Linked DNA regions of Homo sapiens: region 1 is linked to region 2. The links are chromatin loops, found by intact Hi-C in ENCODE. Cell type or tissue: dorsolateral prefrontal cortex. All regions are shown on one strand. Links, peaks and the distances in the headings refer to the core of each region. The heading gives the core; the rest is flanking DNA. Region 1 overlaps DSTYK (dual serine/threonine and tyrosine protein kinase). Region 2 has its middle 12 kb from the start of RBBP5.

Region 1 (12,730 bases), core at 2,509-10,508, 65 kb after region 2:
ATACTTTATTTAAATTGTTTTTGGGGTAATGTCAATCGATTTGTAGCAACACATTCTCCTTCTTGCCTATTTTCCATCCCATCAGGCTCAGAAAACAATAGCCCAAAGTATGGTGCTTTGGCATGCTGAGCACTTTGAACTAAAGGAGATTGGAAGGCTTCAGAAGCAAGGTTGCTCTCTGACCTTCTCCTAGCCTCCTGTCTGCCTCCCCTTTTTCTCCCCTTAAGCTACTCACAGAAACCAGAATTCCTCTTCCTCAAGACCATAGAAACTAGAAACCCTGGCCGGGCACAGTGGCTCATGCCTGTAATCCCAACACTTTGGGAGGCCCAGGTGGGTGGATCACTTGAGGTCAGGAGTTCGAGACCAGCCTGGCCAACATGGTAAAACCCCACCTCTACTAAAAATACAAAAATTAGCCAGGCGTGGTAGCATGTGCCTATAGTCCCAACTAGTTAGGAGGCTAAGGCAGGAGAATCGCTTGAACCTGGGAGGTAGGGGCTGCAGTGAGCCGAGATAGTGCCACTGCACTCCAGCCTGGGCAACAGAGTGAGACTCCGTCTCAAAAAAAAAAAAAAAAAGGAACTAACTAGCAATCCTCTTCTCTGAAGCAAGCCATAAAACTAGAAAGGTTGCTCTCTTTTCCTCTGAAGACCCTCATTCCAGAGAGGACCTGCCACATCCCACACCCTGGGGGAAGGAATGCACATAAAGAGCCCAAGAATAACCTGAGCAGACCAGCCTTGCTGGGTTTCTCAGTCTATTACCATTAGATCATGTCCTACTGTCCAATCACTTTCTACAAAGCAGTCAATTCTTCATCAAACCTAAGCATAAAAACAGTTTTCCCTGGGTCTTTGTGACTTCATTTCTAAAGGCTCCCGTGTCACATAAATTTGTTATGCTTTTCTCTTGTTAAACTGTCTTTTGTTAGAGAAGTGTTGGCCATGACCCTCAAGATGAGTGAGGAAATCTATCACACCTTTCAGCCACTACCAATCAATAATACATACTCGTGAAAGGTAACTGAAGGCTCTTAAGGTACAGTCTATGTCCAAGGTAGGGAAGGCACTACAAAAGTTGGTGAAATAGAAAATGCTTTTGCTTTATTATACTCCTGCAGCTCATAAAGTTAACATGGACTTCAAAGTTAATTCAGGTCTCAACAGAGTTATTACTGCAATACTTGTTCCTGGTACCCAAGGATTTCCCTCCTTCAGTAGTTTTAAAAATCTCACTTTTTTTTTTTTTTTTAAAATAGAGATGGGGTCTCACTATGTTGCCCAGGCTGGTCTCAAACTCCTGGGTTCAAGCGACCCTCCCACCTCAGCCTCCCAAAGTGCTAGGATTATAGGCATGAGCCGCCGTGCCTGGCCTAAAAAAAAAAGACAGAGACAGAGCTCAAAAAAAGAAAACTCCAGCTCTGTCGCCCAGGCTGGAGTGCAGTAGCATGATCTTGGGTCATAGCAACCTCCACCTCCCTGGTTCAAGCAATTCCTGTGCCTCAGCCTCCCAAGTACCAAGTAGCTGGGACTACAGGCGTGTGCCAAAACTCCAGCTCTGTCGCCCAGGCTGGAGTGTAGTGGCATGATCTTGGGTCAGGGCAACCTCTACCTCCCAGGTTCAAGTGATTCTCGTGCCTCAGCCTCCCGAGTAGCAGGGACTACAGGCAAGTGCCACTAATTTTTTTTTTTTTTTTTTGTATAGACAGGATTTCACCATGTTGGCCAGGCTGATCTCAAACTCCTGACCTCAGGTGATCCGCCTGCCTCAGCCTCCCAAAGTGCTGAGATTACAGGTGTGAGCCACCATGCCTGGCCAAAAATATCACTTCTAACATTGAATTTTCCATGCTTTTATGGGAAGTCAACTTAAGTCCCCTCTGAAAGTGAATGAAAAACAAAGGATTTTTATAGTTAACTGAGGCAACCAGTGACACAAAGATGCATTTCCACAAATAGGTAGTGATGTTTTATTTCTTACTATCTATACCAAAAGTAGAGAAAAGAACAAATCCTAAATTGAGAAAGTAATCTTATATAGTCTTTCTACTACAGTCAATTCTACCACAAGCTTCAAAGTACTAAGCTACAAAAATTCCAGGGACTGAGACAGAAAAAATTCAGTCTAGAAATATTTATTTATCCTTCCTAAACAAGCTCTCTGACCTTCAGCTAAATTTTAAAGACTGACACAGAAGGCACCCTCATTTAAGACAAACAGATGCTTAGGTAGTCTGGCTTTCAGAATCTTCAGGACCAAGTAGTACACGCTATTTCTTTGGAAGGGGATGGTTATTGAAGATTAGAGACTGAAATGCACTCTAGTAGGCAAAGCTCTCGCTGGAATCGGAAAAGTCAAGTTGGCAGAAGTCTCTCTAAAGTTATTCTATGTCAGGACCACGTTAAGATCTCTCACAGCTTTTAAGAAGCAGATAGTATTGGCACCGGGGGAGAGGAGACCGCCTCCCTAGGGGCTGATACTCCCTGGGAGCCACGTGAAATGGGAACGCACTCAGCAGCATGCTGAACAAGCTCCTTTCTGGGTGAAACTGCTCCTGAGACTGGTCACACTACCGAGGGAACAGAATCACAGCTGGCAGTTGAGGCTTTAACGTATGGGACGCAGAGATGGAAGTAGTTCCTTGAAGGAAGCCAACCCCATGCTTTACAGAGGGCTTAGTTTCTGGCATTTGGAACGCAGTGTATAACAGTTTATAAGCATTACCAATGATCCAAAGGTGGGAATATGTCAAAAGGACACAGGAACCAGCTTGAAGGGAAACTCACTCACCTCACCAAAGTGGGGACAATTTATGCATAAAAAGTGATAGGAAGATATTACAATCCATTGAAAAAATTCACAAGTCTACACTGATTAAATAAACAAGAGAAAAGGAAAGCTCTTCTTTACAGTAGACTACAACTAATACATATAGAAGGAATGATGGATATAAAAATCACCATTGGGCTGCACACGGTCACTCATGCCTGTAGTCCTAGCACTTTGGGAGGCTGAGGCAGGAGGATCGCTTGAGCCTAGAAGTTCAAAACCAACCTGGGCAACATAGTGAGACTCCATCTCTACAAAAAATTTAAAAATTAGCTAGGCACGGTGGCATGTGCCTGTAGTCCCAGATACTAGGGAGGCTGAGGCAGGATTTCTTGAGCCCAGGAGATTAAGGCTGCAGTGAGCTATGATCACACTACTGCGCTCCATCCAGCCTGGGTAACAGAGCAAGACCTTGCCTGTAAAAAGAAAACAACAACAAAAAAACCCCATCACTGAGACAGGTGGGAGTTGTCAGGGAATGCTAGGTCTACTGGAAGGAGGTTTTTTGAGAAACAGGGTATCAGTGAAATACAAGAACACCTCTCCACAAACTAATCAATTGCAAAGGAAAAAAATGGTGAATTCACAAACTAATCAACTGCAAAGCAAAAAATGGTGAATTTTTTTTTTTTTTTTTTTTTTTGAGATGGAGTTTCGTTCTTGTTGCCCAAGCTGGAGTACAATGGCATGATCTCAGCTCACTGCAGCCTTCCGGGTTCGAGCAATTCTCCTGCCTCAGCCTCCCAAGTAGCAGGGATTACAAGCATGCACCACCATGCCTGGCTAATTTTTTTTTTTGTATTTTTAGTAGAGATGGGGTTTCACCATAGTGGCCAGGCTGGTCTTGAACTCCTGATTTCAGGTGATCCACCCGCCATGGCCTCCCAAAGTGCTGGGATTACAGGCATGAGCCACTGCGCCTGGCCCTAAAACTGGTGAATTTAAGGTGGAGAAAACATCTCCAGGGATGGGTTAACGTCATATACCCTGTGATGAAAGGAAAAAAAAAAAAAGGAGACATTGTTGGGACAGTTGGCAAAACCTGAACAGGGTCTGTGGACTGGATGGTAGTACTGAACCCATGTTAATTTCTTGATTTGGCGAGCTGTATGGTGATCATAGAAGCACATCCTTGTTTGGGAGGAATGCATACTGGAGTGTTTAGAGGAGATGAGAAAACCTAACTGCACTCAGCTCTCAAAAGGTTCAGAAAAAGGCTACATCTAATATAGATCAGGAAGGAGAGAGACTGGGTGATGGAACAAATCCATGAAAATGTTAACAACTAGAAAATTTGCATGAAGCAGGTATTGGAACTCTTTTATTGTTCTCGCAACACTTACGTATGTTTGAAATTATTTCAAAATAATTTTTTTAGGATCCAAATATATACCTAGCAAAGCGTATCCAGCTCTTGATCTCAGAGGAAAGAGATCAAGAGATAGGATTTTACTTGACAAGAAAAACCAGCCGGAAAAAAAAAAAATACATCAAATACAGCAATAACAGGATTTGAACAACAACAGTTTCTTCACTGTCTCCACTTTTGCCCTGCACATTACCTTCCATCCCATCAATCTTCCTGTGATGTTTACTATTGCTTGTTCAGAGTCTGGGGAGTTCAAGGCACTGATCTAAGCAAGTAGTTTAGGATCAGACTTAGAATCCAAATCCACAAGTCTAAGCAGTATAGACCAACATGATGCTCCAGTATAGAACAGTCTGATGAAAGTTACCTGTAACCATCAGGTTCATTAAATAAGAAACCACGAAGGCCGGGCGTGATGGCTCATGCCTGTAATCCCAGCACTTTGGGAGGCTGAGGCGGGCGGATCACCTGAGGTCGGGAGTTTGAGACCAGCCTGACCATCATGGAGAAACCCCGTCTCTATTAAAAATACAGAATTAGCTGGGCGTGGTGGCACATGCCTGTAATCCCAGCTACTCGGTAGGCTGAGGCAGAAGAATCGCTTGAACCCGGGAGGTGGAGGCTGCGGTGAGCCAAGATCACGCCATTGTACTCCAGCCTGGGCAACAAGAGTGAAACTCCGTCTCAAAAAAAAAAGAAAGAAAGAAAGAAAGAAACCAACAGAGGAAGCTTGACTTTGATTTTGCACTGCCTGTAGTGGCCCCTTATGTTTATTAGTGGTAGAGACTATATTGCCATTATACACTAACTACTTTTATCCTATACCAACAAACCACTTTTCCAAGTTAAAGCAGCAAAACTTTTCCAATTCTCTCCATGGGACAGAACCAGAAGAGCATGTCAGTTGTTCAATCAGGAGAAAGTGAAAGAGGTTTCCTCAGTGGGGTTCTTATATACTAAAAAATAAGAATGACTTTTCTTTACTAGCTATATTCCCCCACATTCCTCCTTGCACCTAGATATCGCCATAATATTAAACGCTAAGGCTAGAGTATATCATATGGAATATTCCTAAAACGTAAACTCCATACTGGTTCATTCTCACTGTCCCTCTCATTTGAATAGAAAGAGCTTTTATTTAAAATAGTCTTGTAACCTAGCTGCATTTGTGATAGGGCCTTAGTCTTTGCTCTGGCAAGTTTGACTTGATTTAAAAAAAACAAAAACAAAAAAACCCTGGGAAATTCTCTCCCCATTAAATAGACTAGAAAATATTAAAAAAAAGATCTAAACTGAAATTTGTCTGGCATAAATAAGGCACTAAAGCTTTTTTTTTTTTTTTTGAGATGGAGCCTCGCTCTGTCGCCAGGCTGGAGTGTGGTGGCGCGATCTCGACTCACTTCAATCTCTGCCTCCCAGGTTCAGGCGATTCTTCTGCCTCAGCCTCCCAGGCACTAAAGCTCTTAATCTGATGAAACTAAAGTTAGACACTTTGAGGATGAAAGTACTTTTTTAAAATAAGTGGAATTTTTTTAAAAAATCAAAGGCTTTTATAAATATATAACCTAGACATAATTATTTGGGACAATTCTGATGTATCATTAGTTAGACAAGTGAAAAGCAAAACAATCCTCAAGTCCTACTCCCATCATCCTGCCCAGAGCACACCACCTCAGGGAATGGAAGCATGTTATAATAAAGCCCAACTCCAAAGAAAGCGGTGGTCAAAAGGTTCCCACAGCCACGTGGCACACAGCTGGGGAATATATCCAAACTGCTCACACTGCCTAGAGAAGAAAATAGAAAAACACACTGCCTGTGATGGGCACTTCAACCAGAACCCACAGGGGATACTGATGAGTCTCCATGCTCTGACCAACTTTCCCTCCAAGAGTTTTGGTTTGGACTTTGGAGGAACATTACGCATAAGGGAACTTTCTCAGAGAGTCTCATTTATAGCTCAAAGCAAGGAGACACACATCTTAAGCATTTCTACATCTGTTCTCCTCTGGTCATGTAAGTGTCAAGTTCCAGGTTCCATAGGATCACCAAACTCCCTGTGTGACAAAGAACTGAATCAACCTCCAAGCCTGGGAATGGCCTATACTGAGACTGGACATCCTCCCACGGCACTCCAGTCAGAGCTCTGTGAGGTAAAATAGAAAAACTGCACCCCCACGTGGACTCGCCCTCTGTAGTCTTGTTATGAATGACACTACTCAGATTCCCTGCACCATGTAGGAAGCAAACCCCGTCATCCCTAGAGGCTATTTTCCTGTAAGAAGGAGCAAATTAACCTTAGGTTTTACAACCATAACCAAAAAAACCACATCCACCCATAGCTCGTAGTTTTCCTACCGGCTTCTCTGTAACTTCTAAGAAAGACAGAAATGAAAGAAGCTCTAATAGTAATCTTCATAAATGCATTCTGCATTTGAACCACAAAAACGAGATGATATAATTTTTCCATCAAAGAGAAAATAGGCTGATTTTCCTCTACTGTCAGAAAGTGGGCAGAACATTTCAACTCTTATTCTTTTTTTTAATGAGACAGAGTCTCGCTCTGTCACCTTGGCTGGAGTGCAGTGGTGCAATCTCGGCTGGTTGCAAACTTCGCCTCCTGGGTTCAAGAGATCCTCCTGCCTCACCCTCCCAAGTAGCTGGGATTACAGGCGCCTACCACCGCGACCAGATGATTTTTTGTATTTTTAGTAGGGACAAGGTTTCACCATGTTGGCCAGGCTAGTCTTGAACTACTAACCTCAGGTGATCCACCTACCTTGGCCTCCCAAAGTGCTGGGATTATAGGCATGAGCTACCACACCCAGCCAATTTTTTGTATTTTTAATCGAGATGGGGTTTCGCCATGTTGGCCAGGTTGGTCTTGAACTCCTCACCGCAGGTGATCTGCCCACTTCGGCCTCCCAAAGTGCTGGGATTACAGGTGTGAGCCACTGCGTCCGGCCTCAACTCCTATCCTTATCAATGCCATTTAATCTTACAATTTTCCATATGCCCTACACTCCTACCCACTCAAAGACAACTAATGATTAAGTAGGTAACCAATTTGTAGAAAATCCTCTGGGAGAGACATGATGAAACACTAATCCTTTTTTCCTTCATAACATCAATTTGGAATTAATAATCTCAGTTAGTTGGACAGAGTGGTTCACCAATGCGTGTCCTGTGCCTAGTACAGAGTCAGGCATTAAATAAAGGTTTGCTGAGTGAATGAATATTAAGAATTTACTTCCCATATCATGGTGAAGCTCAGGTCTACTGGTATTGCATGCAAGTCATTCTTTGGAACATGAAAATAATTCTTTGGGATACTGGCACAGAATGCAACTGCACCTACTACTTGATAGCACAACAGGGTGACTATAGTCAATAATAATTTAATTTTTTTTTTTTTGAGACAGAGTTTCACTCTTGTTGCCCAGGCTGGAGTGCAATGGTGCAATCTTGGCTCACTGCAACCTCCGCCTCCCAGGTTCAAGCTGTTCTCCTGCCTCAGCCTCCTGAGTAGCTGGGATTACAGGCACGTGCCACCATACCCGGCTAGTTTTGTATTTTCAGTAGAGATGGGGTTTCGCTATGTTGGTCAGGCTGCTCTCGAACTCCTGACCTCATGTTATCCACCCGCCTTGGCCTCCCAAAGTGCTGGGATTACAGGCATGAGCCACCATGATGGCCCAGTTGTATATTTTTAAATAACTTAAGGAAAGTAATTAGATTGTTTGTAACTTAAAGGATAAATGTTTAAGGGGATGGCTACCCCATTCTCCATGATGTGTTTATTTCACATTGCATGCCTGTATCAAAACATCTCAGGTATCCCATAAATATATAAACCTACTATGTACACACAAAATTAAAAACAAAATTTTTTTAATGCAAAAAAAAAAAAAAAAAAAGAATGCAACTGCAGCCTAACTAGTCACCTATGAAATGCATATCATTGTTCTTTTTTAGGGGCCCAGAGAGTAAAATGTGTGTGAATTTACAAAAATCCTTATGTTCTATGGGGCCAAAAAAAACGCCCTTCCAAGGAAGGAATTAAATTGCATTTAATTTCAAAACATCATTCCAATATCCACCAGCTGTGGAAATAATTTAACAGATATTTATTTGCCCATTATGTACAAAGCACTATGGTAGGCACTACTGGGGGTACAAAATGAGTAAAACATACTCTTTACCCTTAGGGGTACACAATCTTGTCAGCAGGCTAAGACAAACATACTCACAGCTATCATACAAAAGAAAAGGCTGGGCGCAGTGGTTCACACCGGTAATGCCAGCACTTTGGGAAGCCAAGACGGGAGGATCACCTGAGGTCAGGAATTCGAGACCAGCCTGACCAACATGGTGAAACCCTGTCTCTACTAAAAATACAAAATTAGCCGGTCGTGGTGGTGCATGCCTGTGATCCCAGCTACTCAGGAAGGCTGAGGCAGGAGAATTGCTTGAACTTGGGAGGCAGAGGTTGCAGTGAGCCAAGATTGCACCACTGCACTCCAGCCTGGGCATCAGGAAAGGAAATGTGGGAAACTCGGGAAGGGGAGAGGGGAAAGGGAGAAGGGGAAGGGAGAGGGGGAAGGGAGAAGGGGAAGGGAAGGGAAGGGGAAGGGGAAGGGGAAGGGGCTTCTTCCCCTACGTGGCCTGAGGTAATCCGTGAAAATGGTTCGCTATTCACTTGACCCAGAGAACCCCACAAAATCATGCAAATCAAGAGGTTCAAATCTTCGTGTTCACTTTAAGAATACTCATGACACTTCTCAGGCCATCAAGGGTATGCATATACGAAAAGCCACGAAGTATCTGAAAGCTACCACTTTACAGAAACAGCATGTACCATTCCAACATTACAATGGTTGCGTTGGTTGGTGTGCCCAGGCCAAGCAGTGGGGCTGGACAAGGTCAGTGGCCCAAAAAGCTTGCTGAATTTTTGCTACACATGCTTAAAAATGCAGAGAGTAATGCTGAACTTAAGGGTTTAGATGTAGATTCTCTGGTCGTTGGGCATATCAAAGTGAACAAAGCACCTAAGATGCGCCGCTGGACCTGCAGAGCTCATGGTCGGATTAACCCATACGTGAGCTCTCTCTGCCACATTGAGATGATCCTTACTGAAAAGGAACAGATTGTTCCTAAACCAGAAGAGGAGGGTGCCCAGAAGAAAAAGTTATCCCAGAAGAAACTGAAGAAACAAAAACTTATGACACAGGAGTAAATTCAGCTTTAAAGTAAATACAATTAAATATTTTTTTAAAAAAAGGAAAGAAAAGAAAGTAAATAAAGGCATAATCTGTATGAGCAGAGCCTATATTAACTGAGTAACAGGTATAAGGTAAAATTCATATTCCCCTTTATTTCTGTAACTTTTTTTTAGGTTTTATTCTGAAAGGATTGTTTTTGAGAAGTGCATTTATTGGAGAAAGATTCCCTGTTCTCTTAACCTAGTAAAACAGAGAACAGAAGCATGGAGAAAGAAAAGGAGAAAGTAGACAGAGCAAAACAAAATATAAAAACCAGACTGGATTTTTATTTAAATCCATGCCTTCTGTAAAAACTACTTGCAAGGCTGAAGAACTAACCATACTGAAATCAGTAATGACTTTTAAGACTAAACATATTGCAAATTATAATAAGCTTAAAGGCAATAATATTTTCTCTTTTAAAAGCAGGCAGGATGGGCATGGGAGCTCACGCCTGTAATCCCAGCACCTTGGGAGGCCAAGGTGGCCAGATCACTTGAGGCCAGGAGTTCAACATCAGCCTGGCCAAAACGGTGAAACCCCGTCTCTACCAAAAAAAAAAAATAGCCAGGTGTGGTTCGCGCGTGCCTGCAGTCCCAGCTACTTGGGAGGCTGAGGTAGGAGAATCATTTTTATCTAGGAGGCAGAGGTTGCAGTGAGCCAAGATCCAGCCTGGGCAACAAGAGTGAGACTGTCTCAAAAAATAAAATAAGAAAAGGAGAGGGGAGGGGAGGGGTAGGGTAGGGAAGGGGAGGGGAGGGGAGGGGTACGGTAGGGAAGGGGAGGGGAGGGGAGGGGAGGGGAGGGGAGGGGAGGGGAAGGGAGGGGGCAGAATTTCCCAATGTTTTTTAATAGCAAGCTGACCAGCTGGGCAAGGTGGCTCATGCCTGTAATCCCAGTGCTTTGGGAGGCCGAGGCAGGTGGATCACCTGAGGTCAGGAGTTCCAGACCAGCCTGACCAATATGGTGAAACCTTGACTCTACTAAAAATACAAAAATTATCTGGGCATGGTGGTGTGTGCCTGTAGCCCCAGCTACTTGGGAGGTTGAGACAGGAGAAATGCTTGAACCGGGAGGCAGAGGTTGCAGTGAGCTAAGATCATGCCACTGCACTCCAGCCTGGGCAACAGAGCGAGACTCTGTCTCAAAACAACAACAACAAAAACAGCAGGCAGACCTGTACCATGGGAAACAGATTACCCCCAGAAAGGAAGATTCGGAAGGAGAAAGGCCAGAAAGGGAAAGGGTGCAAAGAGCCACTGTGGTTAGGGAGGCCATTTCCTCCCAGGGAGCAGGAGATAGCAAGATCAGCAACAAGGGGCCTGATGCCCTAAATGTCAGGGAGTGGAAACTAGAATAAGAGCCTGAGTAGGTAGTGCCACATTATACTCATTCAATCAGATAGTCTCCCACTCAGTAAATGACAGTTCCATACAAGCTGTGGAGCCTGGGTGACGACTCATCTGTAACAGAGTCTCTTTACTGCCAGGGTGTATTTTGTATTCCCATGGTCAGGTCAGAAAAGAACAAAGGAAGAGCCGCAGAAGCAGAATTGGACTGGGAGCCTAGAGACTCGGGCCTAAATCTGCCTCTAGCTCAAAACTGTTCTGTCCCACATTCCATCTTTCTGTTCCTCTCATTCTTCTGCGAACCCCATGTTCCAACTTTCTAAATCAATGCTCACCATACACACACACACACACACACACACACAACCACTCAAACAGCCATATATATTTAGCATTAATTATATGCCTGTGCTTTAAGGTATATTATCTCCAAATGTCACAACTTTGTAAGGCAGGTATTATCACTCCCATTTTATTTATTTATTGAGATATAATTCACCCCTTTTAAGTGTACAATTCAGTGGCTTTTAGAATGTTCACAAAGTTGTACAAGTATCATCACTATTTAATTCCAGAGCACTCTCATCTCCTCCCAGAAAAATTCCATACCCATTAGCAGTCACCCCTTATTTGCTCATTTTCTTCTCCCCACATCTCCTAGCAACCACTAATCTACTTTCTATCTCTATGAATTTGCCTATTTTGGATATTTCATATCAATGGAATCATACAATATGTGGCATTGTGTATTACTCCCATTATATATATGAAGAACCCAAGATTCAAATAGGTTAAGTAACTTGCCCCAAGTCACACAGTTAAAAAGAGAATGCACTAGAATAGGAACCTAGGTTTCATTCAAATGCTATGCTTGCTTTTGGCCACTGAATGCTGCTTCCATGAGGGAAGAAAATTAAGAAAGAAAGACCAAGTTTTGGATATACTTGGAAAAATGGGATTTTGTTAATCTAAGGTATTACCTTAGAATAGATTATCTTTTATTAAAAGTAATAACCAAAACTACAGCACTATCTTTACTGAGCTTATGTTGAAATGCACTGGCAACTCTTCTAAACAGATGATAGCAAACTACCACAGAGTACACCCATCCCAGTCTCAGCACTGCTGTCACTGTGCTCCACCTCACAATCCCAGCTTCTCCCCACCCCTAAGCCCCATAAAGATGACAGCTCTATAAAATGAAGCTCTAAAGAATCTCCTCTTTCCCAACTTTTCATCCCTTCCCCAAATGTCACTCTGCCACTTAAACTTACTTATCATACAAATTTCTAAGATGACCAAGGAAAATGCCTATTTATTTTATTTTATTATTATTATTTTTTTTTGAGACACAGTCTCACTCTATCACCCAAGCTGGAGTGCACTGGCATGATCTCAGCTCACTGCAATCTCTGCCTCCTGGGTTCCAGCGATTCTCCTGCCTCAGCCTCCTGAGCAGCTGGGATTATAGGCCCGCACCGCCATGCCCAGCTAATTTTTTGTATTTTAGTGGAGACGATGTTTCACCATGCTGGCAGGCTAGTCTCGAGCTCCTGACCTCAGGTGATCCACCTGCCTCAGCCTCCCAAAGTGCTGGAATTACATGAGTGAGCCACCGCGCCCAGCCGAAAATGCCTATTTTAAATAAGTACACTAGTGCTTTTCCCCTTCTTTTAAATGCTGGCACATTTAAAAGGTGTGACAAAAAGAAGGTGAAGAATGTTGGAGAAACATAGCTGTAAGCTCACCAAAGGCAAAGAGCTATAAAAAAAACCTGAGAATTATAACTCATATAAAATGCTTATAACCTCCCTTAGCATTCTGCTTTTTTATGTACGTGTTTTATGTGTTGCACACGTATATGGTTTAGATTAGATTATACCTTTCTAGAGGACCAAGTTCAGGTCTTCTTAGACCTT
Region 2 (12,730 bases), core at 3,238-11,237:
TAAGAATTCTCAGAACTCTAATAAAAGGAATGACTGGTTTATAAAACTGCTAACCCAAACAGGACAAGAATTAATTGAAGGCTGGGGTAGTGCCTCATGCCTGTAATCCCGGCACTTTGGGAGGCCAAGGCAGGAGGATCCCTTGAGCCCAAGAGTTTGAGGCCTGTCTAGGCAACATGGGGAAACCCTGTCTCTACAAAAAATATAAAAATTAGCCGGACATAGTGGTGCATGTCTGTAGTCCCAGTTACTTGGGAGGCTGAAGTGGAAGGATTGCTTAAGCCTGGGAGGGGGAAGTTGCGGTGAGCTGAGACTGCACCACTGCACTTCAGCCTAGGCAACAGAGTGAGACCCTGTCTCAAATAAATAAATAAATAATTGAATACCAAGAAAATACTTTGCCAAATTGTCATACTAGATCAGCCAGTATGGAAATTGTTAAGATGTGCAATTTGAATAAATTCCATGGTCCAACTCAAATTACCTATGCTAACCCATCTAATAAACAGTGCTATGCACCTAAATTGGGGAAACACAGTTGGTATTAAAATATAAGTCCAATATTAGGCGCAGACTCATGGAGAACCCTGATGGCTGCCTGGCCCTTCCTGAGTCCTTAAAGCCTCCATTATTAAGCTTTCCATGATTCATCATGAAGAGATAAAATGTTCCAAATTAAATGTGTGTGTATGTGTGTGCGTGAGTGGGTGTGTATGATGACTGTTCTAAATTGCTAAAATAGTTTATGATCAATGTTTTGTTTGTTAAACCCATAATCCTGGGAAGATGAACACAACTTCAAGTACATTTCTGCTACCTGATGGGTCACTTAAACCTTTATAGAAGAATTTTATTCAATTGTCATTTTCAGTGCATGTTTTCTGGTTGTAGTGATAGAAGTACTAATACTTATTTCACTGGACAAGTTGTAAAAACAGTTTTATTTATTTATTTTGTTTTTTTTTAATTTTTTAATTTTTATTTTTTTGAGACGGAGTTTCACTCTGGTTGCCCAGGCTGGAGTGCAATGGCGCGATCTCGGCTCACTGCAACCTCCGCCTCCCACCTCCTGGGTTCAAGCAATTCTCCTGCCTCAGCCTCCCTAGTAGCTGGGATTACAGGCGCCTGCCACCACACCCGGCTAATTTTTTCTATTTTTAGTAGAGACGGGGTTTCACCATGTTGGCCAGGCTGGTCTTGAACTCCTGACCTCAGGTGATCTGCCCACCTCAGCTTCCCAAAGTGCTGGGATTACAGGCATGACCCACCGCGCCTGGCCTATTTATTTATTTATTTATTTTTCAGACAGAGTTTCACTCTTGTTGCCCAGGCTGGAGTGCAATGGTATAATCTCGACTCACTGCAACCTCTGCCTCCCAGATTCAAGTGATTCTTCTGCCTCAGCCTCTCAAGTAGCTGGGATTACAGGCATGTGCCACCACACCCAGCTAATTTTGTATTTTTAGTAAAGGTGGTGTTTCATTATGTTGGCCAAGCTGGTCTTGAACTCCAGACCTCAGGTGATCCACCCTCCTCGACCTCCCAAAGTGTTGGGATTACAGGCATGAGCCACGGCGTCTGGCCATAAAACAGTTTTTTGTTTTTTTTTGGTTTTTTTGAGATAGAATGTCCCTCTGTTGTCCAGGCTGGAGTGCAATGGCATGATCTCAGCTCACTGCAACGTGTGCCTCCCGGATTCAAGTGATTCTTCTGCCTCAGCTTCCCAAGTTGCTGGGATTACAGGCAACTGCCACCATGCCTGGCTAATATTTATATTTTTAGTAGAGATGGGGTTTCACCATGTTGGCCAGGCTGGTCTCAAACTCCTGACCTCAGGCGATCCTCCTGCCTTGGCCTCCCAAAGTGTTGGGATTACAGGCATGAGCCACCGCGGCTGGCCAGTTTTTAAAAAAGGATTGCAGATACAATAACATTAGGCAAAGCTAACTGAATTGACTAGATTGCCTTGGTCAAAGGTGTACCAGATTGATGACAATCAGATCCACTTCCAGTAGAAGATGGAAGTTGACCCCTTATGAAATAAATAGTCACTGGAAAGGCCTATGCACCTAATAATAGAACGTCTTGTATCTTCTGCTACTAAATACTGATATGACTAAATGCTACAAGGTTTTAATGCATTATGCCAAAGTGTATTTTCACCAGGTTAAAAAAAACTTTCATAGTCCACTGACTGAGGACAATCAAACCTTTCACAATCTAGAACCTGGAGATCGATTGGGTCTTCTGAGGGCAACATCACAGAAAAACTGCCCTTGGCATCCACAATGCAGCAAAACTTTGAGATCCTGAACCTTGGTCTCATAATCTCACAACTCAGAAGGGCCTCCTCCAGACTCTTGGAACTGTATACTGATTGGAAACCTTAAGGTAAAGCTAACCAGGGAAGATTCTCTCCAGAAGCAGATGGCATCCCAGATGTAGACAGCTTTTTCTCAAGATCATGGATCAAGATTGTACTATCATGATACTCTTCTCTCTCAAATTTTTTCTTGCTTGTGCCTGTATGAACAATAGAACTGAAAAAGTGATCTCATGTGTGTACTCATGGGGTATACTTTTATTTGTAGAGGATTTTGCAGCCACATGGACAGTCTTACACTTTGATAGATAGAAGATAAAAGGCCAGTGTCAGGGGAAAAAGAAAGAAAATTCTTAGAAGCACTTTATTAAGCACTTAATTTATCCCTTTTTTTTTTTTTTTTTTCTGAGACAGTGTCTTACTCTGTCACCCAGGCTGGAGTGCAGTGGTGCAATCACGGCTCACTACAGCCTCTACCTCCTGGGCTCTGGTGATCCTCCCACCTCAGCCTCCCAAGTAGCTGAGACTACAGGCATGTGCCACCATGCCTGGCTAATTTTTGTATCTTTTGTAGAGACAGGGTTTCACCATGCTGCCTAGGCTAGTCTCAAACTCCTGGACTCAAGCAATCTGCCCACCTCAGCCTTCCAGAGTGCTAGGATTACAGGCATGAGCCACTGTGCCTGACCTTAATTTATCTTTAGCACCAGGATACACTAAACTTTCTGGAGCTAGGAAACAAAAGACTATTAGCTAGAAGGAAAGGAAAATTGGAATATAGTGAGTTTCTCTCCAGTTCATTAATATCTTAAGGGAATGCCTAATCAATTCTTTGAACATAAGCTTCTTGAAGGCAAGCAGCCTACTCTGTTTTGTTTCCAAGTGTCTAGATTAGTGGTTGGCACACTATACATCCTCAATAAATAATTGTTGATCAATAAACAACCACAGGAACAATTTATGAACTATAATTCTCATCCTAGGCTTTTTTTTATTACTTTATGTTATTATCTAAAAACAGTACACAACCTTGAAACTAATTCACTGTACATTTTATAAGTGATAAAGACAAAATACCTAGCACATTCAAAGCCACGTGTTAGCTTATATTAATTGCGATCCAAACTTGCACACTGAGTTCAGCTCACCAATCCAGTTAATCAAGACAGATCAAAAGCCGATCAGGGAAGGCAGAGGAAAATGAAATGCAGACAGGTCCTATCTTTATTTAAAATTTTTTTTTCATCATGGCTTCTTTTTGGCATTAATTCTGACTTTTAAAAGTATTGAGTTTTGGAGTGCCCCCTTAAATTTTGCACGCCAAACAAGTGCCTCACTTGCCCCACAGCAGAGGCCTCAGACAACCCCACAATAAGCACCAGAGGAGGAATGCTCCTTCCGAGTCATACCAAATTAAGGTCAGAGGGCCAGGCCATTATAGCCTTGAATGACCAGCCATTGGACATTGACTGGTTTTGGCAAGGAGGCAACACCTTGTGAGAGCCAACTCGTATCTGCTGAAGGCAAAATCTGTGGAGAGGAACTTGGCTGTGAGCTATCAGCATCCAACACCCTTTCCAGCTGGGAGACATTCCTGACAGTTTGGTCCTTAAGGGGCAATATGGGAGGCACAACAACTTTTTAGTTCTGGTATTATTATTATTATTATTATTATTATTATTATTATTATTATTTTGAGACAGAGTCTCGCTCTGTTGCCCAGGCTGGAGTGCAATGACACGATCTTGGCTCACTGCAACCTCCACCTCCTGGGTTCAAGCAATTCTCCTGCCTCAGCCTCCTGAGTAGCTGGAATTATAGGCATGAGCCACCTCGCCCAGCTAATTTTTGTATTTTTAGTAGAGAGGGGTTTCACCATGTTGTCCAGGCTGGTCTCAAACTCCTGACCTCAGGTGATCCACCTGCCTTGGCCTCCCAAAGTGCTGGGATTATAGGCATGAGCCACTGCGCCCGGCCAACTTTAGACATTTCTCTACTGTTAAATTACTACAAGTGTATTAACTTTGTAATTCAACTCATTAACATATTGAGTCTCTAAACAACAACAAAGACTGGGATATGAGGTCCTGTGGACCACAGTTTTACATCCTACTGAGGTAGGAGATGACCTTTCTGAAACCCCAATCCAGCCAGTCATTTATTCCAGCTTCTATCCTATAAAAGTCCTCTCCCACCCTACAGACTGGTGAGCCTATCCCAGGGAACACAGCGCTTAGGCTGCAGATGGTGAGGGTAAGCGCCCCTCCCTCAGGTCTCTTAGGCAAAAGGGGAGTTGGTATTTAGGGTCAATGAGAGTAAAGGGCTGTTGATGAGTGTAGGAGGGTGGCTCAGACATCTCAGTTTAGAACCCCAGGCTGACTCGTTCTCATTCTTACCCTTTCTCCCTTTCCTGGGCAGGTCCTCAGATCCCTGACCCCCTAGGTGAAGTGGAGACAGCCCAAGGCAGCAACCTCTGGCCGGCATGCCTCCCAAGTGCTGCCGTGTCATCTGCACCAAGAAGGGTAAGTGGGGGTCCAGGCCGTGGGGAAACGGGCCCTGTCTTAAGTCAGCTCCACTGCCACAACACAATACCATAGAGTGGCTGAGTTAAACAACGGAAATTATCTCTCACAGTTCTGGAGTCTGGAAGTCCAGGATCAAGGTGTTGATGGATTCAGTGTCTGGTGTGGGCCTAACTTCTGGTTCACAGACAGCGTCCTCCCTGCTGTATCCACCTGATCCATCTGCTTCTCAGTCTACATCTTGCCTGAGGTCTTCTTGAGGGACTAGGACAGAGAGCAAGGGCATGAGGGACCTGCTGTGCTCTAGTGTTCCAGAAAGAATGGAGTCTGGCTGCTTGTTCTCGCAGTCCAATAACAAGATGCAGACAGACTGGGAAAGAAGGGAGTTTATTATTTTTATTTATTTATTTTTTGAGACAGCATCTCGCACTATTGCCTGGGCTAGAGTGCAGTAGCACGACCTCAGCTCACTGCAACCTCTGCCTCCCGGGTTCAAGCGATTCTCCAGCCTCAGCCTCCCGAGTAGCTGGGATTACAGGCACCCACCATCACGCTCGGCTAATATTTTGTATTTTTAGTAGAGACAGGGTTTCACTATGTTGGCCAGGCTGGTCTCGAACCCCTGACCTCATGATCTGCCCACCTTGGCCTCCCAAAGTGCTGGGATTACAGGCATGAGCCACCGTGCCCAGCTAATTATGCCTAAATCTTGGCAGAATCCAGAGCCCTCTCATTATTCTAACCTTGTGGGCTTTTATCAGTTTTACAAAGGCAGTTTAGTTCTGGGAAGGGCTATTATTATTCTTGCTTTAAGATTAAACTATAAACTAACTTTCTCCCAAAGTTGGCTTGGAATGACCAAGGACAGCTTGGATGTTAAAAGCAAGATGGAGTCAACTATATCAGATTTTTCTTACAGTCATAATTTTGGAAAGGTGGTTTTATCTGAAGGTAATCAGTATCTTTATCCTTCTCTGAAAATATAGGGATCTTACAATATTTCAAAAGTTCACCCCCTCATTTGAGCCCCAGAGTTCAAGGCTGCAGTGAGGTATGATCATGCCACTGCACTCAGCTTTGGTCAACAGAGCAGAACCCCATCTCTAAAAAAAGGAAGAAAAACCTCTTGGCTGAGATTCTTTTGCCTCAGAAGTTAGATATCATTATACATATTGCTTTATTTATGTATTTATTTGTTTGTTTGTTTGTTTGTTTTCTCGAGACAGAGTTTCACTCTGTTGCCCAGGCTGGAGTACAGTGGCACAATCTTGGCTCACTGCAGCCTCTGCCTCCTGAGTTCAAGTGATTCTCGTGCCTCAGCCTCCCTGAGTAGCTGAGATTACAGGCATGCGCCTCCATGCTTGGCTAATGTTTTTGTATTTTTTTTGTATTTTTAGTAAAGACAGGTTTTCACCATGTTGGTCAGGCTGGTCTCGAACTCCTGACCTCAAGGGATCCTCCCGCCACAGCCTCTCAAAGTGCTGGGATTACAGGCCCATTACATGCCCGACCTGATATCATTATACATTTTTTTTAATATATAACCAATGTGTGTTTAGATTTAGCCATCCATTTACTGTTTTCTTCGCTTACCATTCATTCCTGCATGTCAGGCCTCTCTAGGTTCATGGTTTCCTTTTTCCTAAAATACATCTTTTACATGAGTATTAATGAAAATCAGTTTGTAAATTATTTCAACTTTTGATTTTTAAAAAATGTTTTAATTTTTATCCTCATTCTTGGAGTATACATCAGCTAAGCATATACTTACAGGTTGGTATTTCTTTTCTATCGCCACTTTGGAGATGTTATTTAAAAGACAAGACAGGGCCTGGCGCAGTGGCTCACACCTGTAATCCAGCACTTTGGGAGGCTTAGGCAGGCGGATCACTTGAGGCCAGGAGTTCGACACCAGCCTCGCCAACATAGTGAAACCCTGTCTCTACTAAAAATACAAAAATTAGGCCAGGTGTGGTGGTGTGTGCCTGTAATCCCAGCTACTCGGGAGGCTGAGGCAGAAGAATGACTTGAATCTGGGAGGCAGAGGTTGCAGTGAGCCGAGATGGCACCATTGCACTCCAGCCTGGGCAAAAAGAGCAAAACTCCACTCAAAAAAAAAAAAAAAACAAAAGCCAAGCGTGGTGGTATAAGGCCCAGACCCAGACCCAGATCTGAGTTGCAGCCACCCTCACCATGCTGCCCACTGCCTGCGCTCCACCACCTGCCTCCATGGCCAGTCATGTTGGAGCATATGAGCTTGCTGCCCATACGAATAGATTACAAGGGACAAAAGCTAGTTGAACAAATGTTTCAGAGAATTATTATTTTTTCTTCAGTCATTGGATTTATCTACGGTTATGTGGCTGAACATTGCAGATGAACTGTCTATATAGTTATAGCTGGATTTGCTTTTTCACATTTGCTGACACTTCACCCGTGGCCCATCCATCAGTGGCATCCCCTCAAGAGGTTACTTGTCCAAGACTCATCACAGACAACCAACAAGAAGCTGGGGATAGAAAAATTAAGAGGCATGCTAAAAATACTCTATTGGGGTTTTCCTGGTTTGGCTTTGCTATAACACCTGTTTTTGTTTCATGTGAAATGGATCCAAAACATCAGATAAAAGCCACTCATGCAGGCTGGGCCCGGTGGCTCACACCTGTAATCCCAGCACTTCAGGAGGCCAAGGCGGACGGTTCAAAAGGTCAGGAGATCGCGACCATCCTGGCTAACACGGTGAAATCCCATCTCTACTAAGAATACAAAAAATTAGCTGGGTGTGGTGACACACGCTTATGGTCCCAGCTACTCGGGAGGCTGAGACAGGAGAATCACTTTAACCTGGGAGGCAGAGGTTGCAGTGAGCTGAGATCGTGCCACTGCACTCCAGCCTGGATGGCAGAGAGAGACTCCGTGCCCCCCAACCCCCCCCAAAAAAAACACTTCATACATCCAGGCATGGTGGCTCATGCCTCTAATCCCAGCACTCTGGATCACCTGAGGCCAGGAGTTTGAGACCAGCCTTGCCAACATGGTGAGACCCCCCCCCACCCCCGCCATCTCTACAAAAATACAAAAAAGTTTAGCCAGGCATGATGGTGGGTGCCTGTAATCCCAGCTACTAGAGAGGCTGAGATGGGAAAATTGCTTGAACCTGGGAGGCAGAGGTTGCAGTGAGCCAAGATCATACCACTGCACTCCAGCCTGGACCACAGAGACTCTGTCTAAAAAAAAAAAAAAAAAAGCCACGAATGCTTTCTGGCACAGCTGTATGTAGATCTGGTTTTCTATATTTCATTTTTAATCCCATTGGGTTTTGATTTATAAATATTTTAGAGCCTCTCTTTATTATCTTGCTCTGAAATGGAGAATAGAAAATACAAGTATGCAACATTTTTTCAGGTTTTTATAAAGTTTTCATAATGAAGAATAGTTGGCTTACAAATTATAATACAATTTAACTATCGAAGTGTGTGCATGTGTGTGTGTGAGACAGGGTCTGGCTCTGTTGCCCAGGCTGTAGCGCAGTGGCAAGATCTTGGCTCATGTAGCCTCGACCTCCCAGGCTCAAGCGATCCTCCCACCTCAGCCTCCCTCCCTGTAGCTGGGACCACAGGTTTTGTATTTTTAGTAGATACAGGGTTTCACCATGTTGCCCAGGCTGGTGTTGAACTCCTGGGCTCAAGGGATCCACCCACCTCAGCCTCCCAAAGTGCTGGGATTACAGGGATGAGCCACTGTGCCTAGCCATTAACTATCAAAGTTTTATAATTCACTATGAGTAAACTGTTTAATATTTTCAATTAAAACTGATAGCCTCCTGAGTAGCTGGGATTACAGGCGCCTGCCACCACGCCCAGCTAATTTTTGTATTTTTAGTAGAGACGGAGTTTCACCATGTTGGCCACGCTGGTCTCGAACTCCTGACCTCAAGTGATCTGCCCATCTCAGCCTCCCAAAGTGCTGGGATTATAGACGTGAGCCACCACACCTGGCTGGCAAATTTTTAAAATTTTTTGTAGAGACAGGTCTCACTATTTTACCCAGGCTGGTCTTGTACTTCTGAGCTCAAATGATCCTACCACCTTGGCCTGCCAAAGTGCTGAGATTACAGGTGTGACCCACCATGCCTGACCACACTTGCAAATTTAAAAACATACCTCTGTAAAACTCACCTCAACCTCCTGGGCTCAGTCAGTCCTCCCACTTCAGCCTCCCACGTAGCTAGGACTACAGGCACACACCATACAATGCCTGGCTAAATAATATCATTTTTATAAAGCACAAACACAGGCAAAACCAACGTATATATTGTTTAGAGCTACACATACATTTGGAAATACTTTTCTTAAAAAAAAAAAACAAGAGAATGGGCCAGACGTGGTGGCTCACACATGTAATCCCAGCACTTTGGGAAGCCGAGGCGGGTGGATCACGAGGTCAAGAGTTCAAGACCAGCCTGGCCAACATGGTGAAACCTCGTCTCTACTAACAATACAAAAATTAGCTGGGCAAGGTAGTGTGCACCTGTAATCCCAGCTACTCAGGAGGCTGAGGCAGGAGAATTGCTTGAACCCAGGAAGCAGAGGTTGCAGTGAGCCGAGATCATGCCACTGCACTCCAGCCTGGATGACAAAGCAAGAATCCATCTCAAATAAAAAAGAAAAAAAAAAGAGAATGATCAACACAGTAGTAACCTACGGATGGGAGAAAGGCAGGGAGGTGCCGGAACTGGCATATGGGAAAATCACACAGGGGCTTCCAAACCATGGCAGTGTTCTGGCCCACAAATTGCACAGTAAATTCACATTTTAAAAATTGTTCTTGGCCGGGCATGGTGGCTCATGTCTGTAATCTCAGCACTTTGGGAGGCCAAGGCAGGTGGATCACCTGAGGTCAGGAGTTTGAGACCAGCCTGGCCAACATGGCAAAACCCCATCTCTACTAAAAATACAAAAGTTAGCCAGGCATGGTGGTGCATGCCTGTAATCCCAGCTACTCGGGAGGCTGAGGCATGAGAATCACTTGAACCTGGAAGATGGAGGTTGCAGTGAGCCGAGATGGCACCATTGCACTCCAGCCTGGGCGACAGTGAGATTTCGTCTCCAGAAAAAAAAAAAAATTGTTCTTCTGCATCAATTTTTTTTTTTTTGAAGACAGAGTCTCACCCTATTGCCCAGGCTGGAGTGCAGTGGTGCAATGTCAGCTCACTGCAACCTCTGCCTCCTGGGTTAAATTAATTCTCCCTGCCTCATTCTCCTGAGTAGCTGGGATTACAGGCACCCGCCACCACACTCATCTAATTTTTGTATTTTTAGTAGAGATGGGGTTTGGCCATGTTGGCCAGGCTGGTCTCGAACTCCTGACCTCAGATGATCTGCCCGCCTCGGCCTCCCAAAGTGCTGGGATTACAGGCATGAGCCATCACACCCGGCCGCATCAAAATATATGAGGATGTTACATCTACTCCTTTGCCAGTATCTATAATTTTTAAAAATTGTAAGCAAATCCTGCTCAGTAAAATGTCTTAGACTAACCATCGTGTTTCTCTATGGTCCCAGCTTAGAACCTGGAGCAGTTCCCCTTATTTTCAGAGCCAGTGGCTTCACATTGAGCCTGACATTTGCCTCTTAAACTCCTGCTTCCACACATAGAAAGGCTCTGAGTTAGCCTTTACCTAGATGCTTGAGGGTCTTTGTGATTCATGGGGAAGCCATGCTGAGAAAATAAGGGACGAAGGAAAGAGAGAGGAAATAGAAGCCAAGGCAGTCTTCATAGGTTGAAAAATACTCCAGAGATTTAGAAATGTCCTTCCCAGAGACCAAGTTGTGGCCTCTCTGTGTCAGGCCCCAATCTGTCAATCTTCTTTCACGACCTTGCCTCCCAGTAGTGCCAGAAGGGTGGCTGTGGAGGTCAAGGAGCCCAAGAGGTGAACTGTAGCGACCATGTGTCACCTGGCACCTGTCCTGAATTTAGGTCCCTTTTCTAACTGCTGCTTGATTACTTTTCAGGAGTTATATCTCCTCCAATGAATGTAATTTTTAGTGAGCAGGCAAATTTAGGTGCCTGCCTCCCATCATGGAATCTGAAGGGGACAGATCCTTCCAGTTCTGAACCAGTAAAGCTAGAAGATGGGCCTGGGACCTATGCTGGGCCAGTCGAGAAAACGCGCCCTGGCTGCTAACTCATGAGGGAGTAAAGATGGTTCATCATAGCCTTAGACAGGCCTTTGCAAAAGCTTGCAAAGCTGCTCTGGTTCTAAGGGAGGAGACCACCCCTCATATTGTCTTGTGCCCAATTTCTGCCTCCAAAGAAAGAAGAAGTAAAAACTAAAAGGCAGAAATGAAATCCACAAGCAGACAGCCTGGCGCCACACCCTGGGCCTGGCAGTTAAAGATCGACCCCTGACCTAATTGGTTATTTGCATAAAAAAGGCACTGTGAAGATCCTGTCCTGTTCAGTTCCTTTCTAATTACCGGTGTATGCAGCCCCCAGTCACGTACCCCCTGCTTGCTCAATCGATCACGACCCTCTCACGTGGACCCCCTTAGAGTTGTGAGCCCTTAAAAGGGACAGGAATTGCTCACTCGGGGAGCTCGGCTCTTGAGACAGGAGTCTTGCCGATGCTCCCGGCCGAATAAACCCCTTCCTTCTTTAACTCGGTGTCTGAGGGGTTTGTCTGTGGCTGTTCCTGCTACCGGTCCTGCCTACTGATTCTGTGAGTCTGATCTTCCAGTTCTAGTTGTTGATTTTTTGAGGCACTAGTATTTTTCCAATACATATTTCCTTCCTCCTAAATTAGCCAGGATTCATTTTCTAGATGTTCATAGCAGATAAACAATACAGTAACAGAAATTCCATACTCTAAAAGTTGGAAGTTGCCTCTTTAGGAAAATCACTATTATCAGTTTGATTTATACATTTACAAATTTTTTTTTCTGTGCACTATACATGCAGATGGGCTAAATCTCTCTCTTTTTTTTGAGACGGAGTCTTGCTCTGTCACCCAGGCTAGAGTGCAGTGGCGCAGTCTCAGCTCACTGCAAGCTCCGCCTCCCAGGTTCACACCATTCTCCTGCCTCAGCCTCCCAAGTAGCTGGGACTACAGGCACCCGCCACCACGCCTGGCTAATTTTTTGTATTTTTAGTAGAGACAGGGTTTCACTGTGTTAGCCAGGATGGTCTTGATCTCCTGACCTTGAGATCCACCCGCCTCAGCCTCCCAAAGTGCTGGGATTACAGGCATGAGCCACTGCTCCTGGCCAGATGGACTAAATCTCTAGATAATTTGGGGTTATGGGGAACAAAGGGATTTTTACCAAAAAATGGGTTATGTTATATATATTCTTTTTTTGTTGTTTGAGATGGAGTCTTGCTCTGTTGCTCAGGCTGGAGTGCAGTGGCATGATCAGCTCACTGCAGCCTCTGCCTCCCAGGTTCAAGTGATTCTCCTCCTGCCTTAGCCTCCCCAGTAGCTGGGGTCACAGGCATGCACCACCACACCTGGCTAATGTTTGTATTTTTAGTAGACACCATATTGGCCAGGCTAGTCTCAAACTCCTGATCTCAGGTGATCTGCCCACCTCAGCCTCTGAAAGTACTAGGATTACAGGCATGAGCCACCGTGCCCGGACAAGCCACTGTGCCCAGCCTACAGTTTTGTTTTTTTGTTTTGTGTTTTTACATTTACATCTCTCCCAGACCTGGACTTTTTTTTCACATGATGATTTAAGTATTTTTTTCCTCAGGTGGTGATATGATTTGAATGCATGTGTCCCTCCAGAATTCCTATGTTGGAACTCAAACCCCAAGCTATTAAGAGGTGGGGCCTTTGGGAGGTGATTAGGCCATGCGGGCTTAGCCCTCACGGATAGGATTAATG

The links. Hi-C counts contacts between places; a loop is a spot of excess contacts. Peaks named below come from ENCODE experiments on the same cell type or tissue, not always from the same donor. Only the 100,000 strongest peaks of a DNase experiment are listed, where the experiment ranks them.
Region 1: it touches region 2 in a loop (1.8-fold over the local background); 3 of 110 quality-filtered maps call a loop at or near these places.

What each region holds. Positions count from the first base shown.
Region 1 is chr1:205,193,307-205,206,036 of GRCh38, forward strand. All of the region lies in intron 1 of DSTYK (dual serine/threonine and tyrosine protein kinase), which reads right to left. It also overlaps the pseudogene RPL17P8. Among named protein-coding and RNA genes, the nearest start is that of DSTYK, 12 kb to the right of the region's middle. RefSeq lists an enhancer at 1,292-1,436 and a cis regulatory region at 1,364. In dorsolateral prefrontal cortex, for the core only: no CTCF peak of the experiment used is centred there; a DNase peak (open chromatin) is centred at 6,365; H3K27ac peaks cover 41 bases.
Region 2 is chr1:205,127,562-205,140,291 of GRCh38, forward strand. It overlaps the pseudogene LOC124904585. Among named protein-coding and RNA genes, the nearest start is that of RBBP5, 12 kb to the left of the region's middle. RefSeq lists enhancers at 4,772-5,272, 7,789-7,933, 10,267-10,815 and a cis regulatory region at 7,861. In dorsolateral prefrontal cortex, for the core only: no CTCF peak of the experiment used is centred there; no DNase peak of the experiment used is centred there.